Linked DNA regions of Homo sapiens: region 2 is linked to region 1. The links are chromatin contacts, found by Hi-C or POLR2A ChIA-PET in ENCODE. All regions are on one chromosome and are shown on one strand. Each heading gives the region's core, a stretch centred on a gene start or an enhancer-like site at or near the end of the contact. The rest is flanking DNA. Distances are from core to core; before and after follow the strand shown.

Region 1 (3,846 bases), core at 162-2,661:
CCTTTCCCTTTCCCACGTTCCTGGGTCGAGAAGCAGGTGTGGTCCTTTGCAGCAAGTTGACATCAACGAAAAACACATTCCTTGGCCCTTCGATTCCTATTGACACACGCAGTTTCTGAGGCTGAGTTACACCTGACCTCTGGGTCAGTCCCTGTTTACTCATCCGCACAACCCACTCATTTATCAGATAATGACCCAGCCCTTGGATGTGACTCCTGCTCGGCCCCAGGAGGAGTGGGCAGTGTGTCAGGGAGACCTCCCTCAAGGGGCTCGCAGGCTGCCCCGCACTGGCGATGGCACCCAGGAGGACCTTTGCATGGTATCTACTCATATAAAACATGCCCCTCCTGACCCCCGCCTCCTCTTCATTTATTTCCTTGCATTTATTCATTCATTCAAAGGATAGATATTGGGTTCCCCTGGTGCCAGGCTCCACAAAAACTTTTCAGGGGAGCGAGGTCCAGTGGCTCACACCTGTAATCCCAGTGACACTAGAGGCTGAGGCAGAGGAATCCCTTGAGTCCAGGAGTTCAAGACCAACCTGGGCAATATAGTGAGACCCCACGTCTACAAAAAAAAAAATTGAGACAGGGTCTTACTCTGTTGCCAGGCTGGAATGCAGTGGTACGATCTCAGCTCATTGCAGACTCAATCTCCTGGGCTCAAGTGATCCTCCCACCTCAGCCTCCACAGTGGCTGGCACTGCAGGTTCACACTACCACGTCCAGCTAATTGTTGTATTAAAACAATTTTTTTAAATTAGCCAAGCATGGTGATGCACACCTGTAGTCTTAGTTACTCAGGAGGCTGAAGCAGGAGGATCACTTAAGTCCAGAAGTTTGAGGCTGCAGTGAGCTATGATTGTGCCACTGCACTCCAGCCTGAGCGACAGAGCAAGACTCTGACTCTAAAATAAATAAATAAATCAGAATAGAAAAGTGTGGAGGATGTAATGGTGAACCAAAGCTGGCATGATTCCATCTCCCACATAACTTACCTTTCAGTAAGAGAAGACATCAGAAGCAAGCAAGCGAATAAATAAGCCAGATAGGTTCTGTGAATAAGAAGGGCCTCGGAGAACATCAAGACTGGGAGAGGGGCTTAGTCCTCTCTGAGGAAGGGACGCAGGCCTTAGGGATGAAGGGCAAGCACATTTCAAGCTCGGTCCCCTGAGGAGGGGAGCCCAAAAGGAAGCCGTGATGGGGGGTTCGAGCTGCCGGTGTGAAATGGAAGGCTCAGCCAGACGAGGCATGTCCTCGCTCATCAGACACAGGCACGCTCTGGCCCAGAGCAGGATGGCCTCGGGCCTGGCCTCCACCCATGGGGCTTCCTCCTCTGAGGCAGAGAACTTTGAAAAGAAGTCACCCACGTGGCTTGCTTCTAACTCTCCCAGAAAGGCAGCAAATGTGGCTTGTTATACTAGGGAGAGAGGCCGTCTCGGTGAGGACACTCTGGTGGCTCACGATTGGCCTGATTTCCTCAGATGACGCTGGATGGTCAGAGGCCGCTGACCCTCCAGTCCCTGTCCCCTAGGGACCCCGGCCAGCGTCAGTGGCCGGTCAGCTCCTGCCAACGCCTCCTGGAAACTGCACCGTTGCCCCACTCGTGGGTAAGACCCCATGTAGTCCTTGAGCTCTTTTTCTCAGGAGGGGCTGATGCATGCACGGCCAGGGCCCTGGGCCTGGCTGCCCAGCTCATCCTCGCTTCCAGAAACTCCCCTTCTCCCTGCTGCATGGGACTGGTGCCAGGCTGCATCGTGGTTTGGCTTGGGAGCAGCGTGCCTCCCTCCTGAACGTCGCAGCTCCGTGTGCTTCCCGAGGTGACGAATGACCTTGATTCACATTGGTGAAGTAATGGCTTTCCTCCTCAACCTTCTCATCCATTAGTCACGTTGCAACACGGCCCTGCATGGCACAGAATGCATTCCCAGGAGCCAGCTCAGGGAATTGCAAACACCTGCCAGGCTCGGCTTACCAAACTCACAGTCACACAGTCAGCCCAGGTGCCCGGAACTGCCTTGGCCCGCTGCCACCAAAGGCCCCACAGCAGGGACTTGGGAAAGTCTGAGAGCAAAGGCCAAGGACTGGAGCTTAGGTCCAGGTCTCCCCTTGCTCCGTAACTTTGGGCAAATGACTTAACCTCTCTTAGCTTCTGCATCTATACATCGCCAATAACGCTACGAGCACTGGGGAAAAGCAAATGAGAAAGTGGCTGCAGAAGTATTTTGTAAGCTGTTATAAAGCACCAGACAAATGACAGTGGTTCAGTCCCATGGAAAAACTGGTCACAATGGGTGACCGCTGGGTCATTACCCAAGGAGTTTTTTGTTTGTTTGTTTGTTTGTTTGTTTGTTTCTTGAGACAGGGTCTTGCTCTGTCACCCAGGCTGGAGTGCAGTGGCACAATCACGGTTCACTGAAGCCTCAACCTCCTGGGCTCAGGTGATCCTCCCACCTCAGCCTCCTGAGGAGCTGGGACTGCAGGTGCATACCACCACACCTGGCTAATAATTTTATTTTTTGTACTTGATCTTAGCTAAAAGGCTGAGAAGTGATATAATTTTATCTTTTGTAGAGATGGGGTCTTACTGTGCTGCCCAGGCTGGTCTCAAATGGCTGGGCTCAAGGGATCCTCCTGCCTCAACCTTCCAAAGTGCTGGGATCACAGGCATAAGTCACCAAGCCCAGACACCTAAAGATGGCTCATTTCTATGAGGAATAGAAATGATGTCCCTGAATCCATTTCTGGGACATGGAAAGACATAACACAATGTTTCTAGTACAGGTTGAATATGCTTCTCATTTAAATACCTAGGGGGCTAGGCACAGTGGCTCATGCCTGTAATCCCAGCAATTTGGGAGGCCCAGGCAGGAGGATCACTTGGGGCCAGGAGTTCAAGACCAGCCTGGGCAACAGGGCAAAACCCTGTCTCTACTAAAAATACAAAAATTAGCCGGGCGTAGTGGCGCATATCTGTAATCCCAGCTACTCAGGTGGTTGAGGCACAAGAATCACTTGAACCCAGGAGATGGCGGTTGCAGTGAGTCGAGATCACACCACTGCACTCCAGCCTGGGTAACGGTGCAAGACTCCATCTCAAAAAATAATAAACAGCTTGGGAATCACAGTGTTTTGGAGTTTGCATTTTTTTGGATTTTGGAATATTTGCATAATATGCTTATCAGTTGAGCATCCCAAATCCAAAAATCCAAAATCCGTAATGCTCCAATGAACATTTCCTCTGAACATCAGGCTGATGCTCAAAAAGTTTCAATTTCTGGAGGATTTCGGGTTTTTGGTTTGGAATGCTCAACCTATATATCAGTAACTAAACTTCCTGTGTAAAATCTGAGAAACAAACCCCATGCCACATTGCAAAGCATTGTAATAAGATGCCAAGAAATATCTATAGGTGTATGTATAGTACAACCTCTGCCCCAAAATCATTGCTTGGAGACTTGGGATTGGAACCTACATTGCATTAATGGCTATTATTTGAGCCTGCAATGAGATACAGTAGGTGGGTTCAACAGTGGACTCAGATGCCTGTAATCCCAGCTACTCGGGAGGCTGAGGCAGGAGAATCGCTTGAACCCAAGAGGCGGAGGTTGCCGTGAGCTGAGATCGTGCTACTGCACTCCAGCCTGGGTGACAGAGTGAGACTCTGTCTTAAAAAAACAAAAACAAAAACAGTGGGCACCATCTTCCCAAGAAATCCTGAATTATGTATCACCTCCCCTAGCATCCAGAATCACACACGGCCCCACAACCCACAAGGTCCTCCCTACAGGACCACACCCCTGCTCACCACCCTCACATCCTCTCTTGCTACCATCCAAGAGCAGCG
Region 2 (3,813 bases), core at 1,227-3,726, 700 kb before region 1:
AGTAAGAATGGAATGATTTCAAAGTTTGTAGGAACTTACTGGTGGAGCCACGTACCTGGGATTTGTGTGTATGAAGATTCTTCACTACTCATTCAAATTATGTAATAGTTTCTCTACTTTTGAGTTGTTTTTCTTGAAGTTTGTACAGTCATCTAAATCTTATTTGCACTAAATTGTTTACAAGATTATCTAACTTTTTTGATGTCTATAGTATTTCTAGTTTCCATTCTTGATAAAGATTGTTGACATCCCTCCTTTTATAGCTATTAGATGTTTGCCAATTTTAATTTTTCTTTTCCAAAAAAAATCAACTTTTGGCTTCTTTCAACCTATTCTATGCTGTGGTGTGCTAGTGAGTTAGCTCCAAACATAAAATCCTGGCTTGTTGATTTCCATAGTGTAAACAGTCCCATCATGGTTGACTTCAAGCTACTTATTTGAATTGGCTCCAAACATAAAACAAAATCCTGGCTTGTTTGTTGAGTTCCATAGTGTAAACAGTCCCATCGTGGGTGACTTCAAGCTACTTATTTGATGTTATTGATCATGGAGTTGCCAAGAGGTGTGCACAATTGGCTCTCCTATGCCAGTACAGGCTGGCTCTGGTACACCACTGCTTTTATTTTCCATTTCGTTAATTTCTGCTCTTAACATTATTTCTGTCCTTCTATTTTCTGTCTTATTTTGCTGTCCTTTTTCTAACTTCTTGAAAAGGGATTTTCAGCTCAAGACTTTTCAGACTCTTCTAATACACTTACTTATGGCTATAAATGTCCCTGTAAGTGCTGCTTCAGTTTCATCCCACAGGTGTTGCTATTGTTATTTTATGGTTCAGTTCAAAATATTTTCTCAATACCATTGACTCTGTCTCTGTGTTATTCAGGCTTGTTTTTACAGTTCTTTATTGATTTCTATCTTAAATGCACTGTAGTAAAAAATGACAATTATTTCAATTTTCAAAATTTCTTGAGTTGCTTTATAACTAAGTATGTGGTTGACTGTGGTGATGTGTCTGCTTTCAAAAAACTGTACATTCTGATTTTGGTCGTGTTGTTCTGTACATATTAATTGCGTCATTTTTACATCATGTTATTCACGTTTCCTATATCCTTAACTTTTCTCTTGCTAGTCTTAACGATTAGTGAGAAAGTCCTGTTAAAATTACCCAATATGACCAGGCATTTTTTTTCTTTGTAATTCTGTCACTTCACTTTGTTTCATATGTATTTTTCATTAGGTACTTATAAATTTTAAATTTAAAACACATTTCCTTTTTAGACTCAGAAGTCATCTAAGACTCTTTCCTTTCATTCCTTTTATATCCCATCAGTCATATTTAAAAGATATCTATATGTAAACTGACGTCAATAGACATGATGTAAAAGAAGGGGGTGGCTCTGGTAAAGCTAAAGTAACTCCACTATGAGAGTGCATTAACTATGGGGGAAATACTTTCTATATTGCAGAACACATATTTGGTGGTACGTAGCCTCACATCGCCACCCGGAAAAGTCTGCATATATTGAATTTGGAATGGATCAAACTGCACTGAGTGCAAAATTGTAAATTGCATCTTATATAAATGTTTTAGAACTAGATGATGGAGCAGATGGGATCTATTAAGAGAACGGGGTGCCAGATGACTGACCATAAACATGCTTTTTAATAAAGACTCTGCTGAGAGATTAACTCATATATTTTCTAAAATTTTTATTTCTTGTTCATTTTGTTTCTAAGATATTCACTCACATATTAAAAATAACAACGTCTCAAAACATTTGAAGCAACTCTCTTCATCCCTTTTAAAAATACCTTGCTGTTTCGGGGGTTAAAAAAAGCCACAAGGGAGATTAAAACAATACAAATATTTATTTTCCCAACTCCCCTGCCATGGGTTCTGGGACGTCACCGCCTCTTTCTGGGGCCCGTTTCATCCTTTTCTTTTAATCCAAGAAGCGATGGTGTTGTGCGCCTGTAGTCCCAGCTACCTGGGAGGCAGGCTGAGGTGGGAGGATCTTTTGGGTCCAGGATTTTGAGGCTGCAGTAAGCCGTGTTCTCACCACTGCACTCGAGACTGGGCGGAAGAGCGAGACACTGTATCAAAAACAAAACAAAACAAAACGAGAAGGCATCGCGGCTCTGTAACACTCCGTCCAGCTCTCGCACTCTCAGATGCAAACTTCCACACAAACTCCTCGGCTCGCCTTGTCCCGCGGGACTAGCATATCAAGCCTTCCGGGACACACCGTGCGATGATATATACGTATATACCCCTCTTGCCCTTGAAGGCCGGAAGTCGGTCTTACAGATAAAAGCGAAACAGGAAGTCCCGCCCCTCTATGGAAAGTAAATGGTAGCTCGGAAGGGTCAAAAGAGTCCGCGGTTTCGCCGCGTGAGTTGCTTTTTGCGGCTGGGGAGGTCTACGCTTCTAGAGCTTGAGCCAGCGGGGCGACCCTGCAGTGGCAGGACTCGGCACCGCGCCCTCCACCGCCGGTTGGTGGCCTGCGTGACAGTTTCCTCCCGTCGACATCGAAAGGAAGCCGGACGTGGGCGGGCAGAGAGGTCGGCTTGCTGATGGGTCCGGGTGGGGCGCGCGTGGACTATGGGCCCGGGAGGTCCCTTACTGTCCCCGAGCCGCGGGTTCCTCTTGTGCAAAACGGGGTGGCACTCCAATCGCCTGCTTGGTGATTGTGGCCCCCACACACCTGTTTCTACAGCGCTTAGGTTCGAACAGTAACCCTGTAAACTAGGCACTGCTGTCCCCGCTTTACTGGTGGGAAACGGGCTCGGAGAGAATAAATGAGCTGCCCTAAGCGACTGGGACAGAACCACAGTTCTCAGCCGGGCTTTCTGAGCCCACGCTGCCGCCCCAGCAGGGATCAAATCACACAGTGTGAGATAAGCCTCAAGAGCGGGTGGCCTTATGCTGCCACTGAGAACTGATTGGGTTCAGTTGCCTCATCAAAATCCCTAAGCATGGTTTTGTTTTGTTTTTGTTTTTTTTTTTTTTTTTAGTTTTAAAGGAAGAGGAGATTGACGGTTTTCCTCTTTCCTTATCTTCTCTTCAGATTACAAAGTTCATTGTTAATCTCAAATATTATTTTGGCCAACAGCTTCATCGCAGTAGGAATGGCAGCCCCATCTATGAAGGAAAGACAGGTCTGCTGGGGGGCCCGGGATGAGTACTGGAAGTGTTTAGATGAGAACTTAGAGGATGCTTCTCAATGCAAGAAGTTAAGAAGCTCTTTCGAATCAAGTTGTCCCCAACAGTGGGTAAGTCACACTTTGATGTGTTTCTCTTCCCTGTTAAGATACATCGAGCTTATACTGTGAGTGGTAGGCTGACATGAAGCGCTCTCTGAGGCATGTCAATTAACAGTTTCTTTGAGGCGCAGAGAAAACCTTGCCTGGTAATTCAGCCTTATTTGACGCACTTACATCAGCTAGATCTTTGGAGAATGTCAACTGACACATTAAAGAGCATCGAAAAACACAACAAACATATGAACAGTAACCAAAAAATTCCAGTTCATTTCACTGGTAGACTTTTCCAGGATCTTCTGAAGGGGTAGTATTTAATCTTGGGCAGGAGTTGGCAAAATTATTGACCTAGAGCTACTATCAGAAATAAAGCATTCCCAGTTGCTCACCCAAAAATCCTGTAAGTCATCATATACCCAAAATATAAAGAAAGGAGTTTGGTAAGCAGAAGAAAGAAAAGGTTCATATGGTGGATTCTGTCTCCCTGACAGGCATTCAAGCGCTGTATCCCCTGTCCTTAGTATAAGGGGGGATTGGAAAGAGGACTATTAC

What was found. A loop is a pair of places that touch in the nucleus more often than their neighbours do. ChIA-PET counts read pairs that join two places held with the same protein, here RNA polymerase II (POLR2A). Pooled maps may share reads with other maps.
Region 2: a pooled map shows a loop between it and region 1 (1.9-fold over the local background). The contact joins the promoter of COA6-AS1 here to the promoter of LINC01348 in region 1. A Hi-C loop is called at or near these places in 4 of 37 single-sample maps with no recorded cell type and 9 of 50 pooled maps. POLR2A ChIA-PET finds 5 or more read pairs at or near these places in 1 of 52 experiments (MCF 10A).

Annotation. Positions count from the first base shown.
Region 1 is chr1:235,068,407-235,072,252 of GRCh38, forward strand. LINC01348 (long intergenic non-protein coding RNA 1348) reads right to left here and starts at 1,412. Exons shown (of 4, transcript NR_027454.2): 1 at 998-1,412; 2 at 1-96.
Region 2 is chr1:234,371,117-234,374,929 of GRCh38, forward strand. It overlaps COA6-AS1 (COA6 antisense RNA 1), which reads right to left and starts at 2,477. Exons shown (of 2, transcript NR_125961.1): 1 at 2,307-2,477; 2 at 1,691-2,094. It overlaps COA6 (cytochrome c oxidase assembly factor 6), which reads left to right and starts at 2,340. Exons shown (of 3, transcript NM_001206641.3): 1 at 2,340-2,562; 2 at 3,114-3,273. The coding sequence starts at 2,351. RefSeq lists enhancers at 1,528-2,352, 2,174-2,723.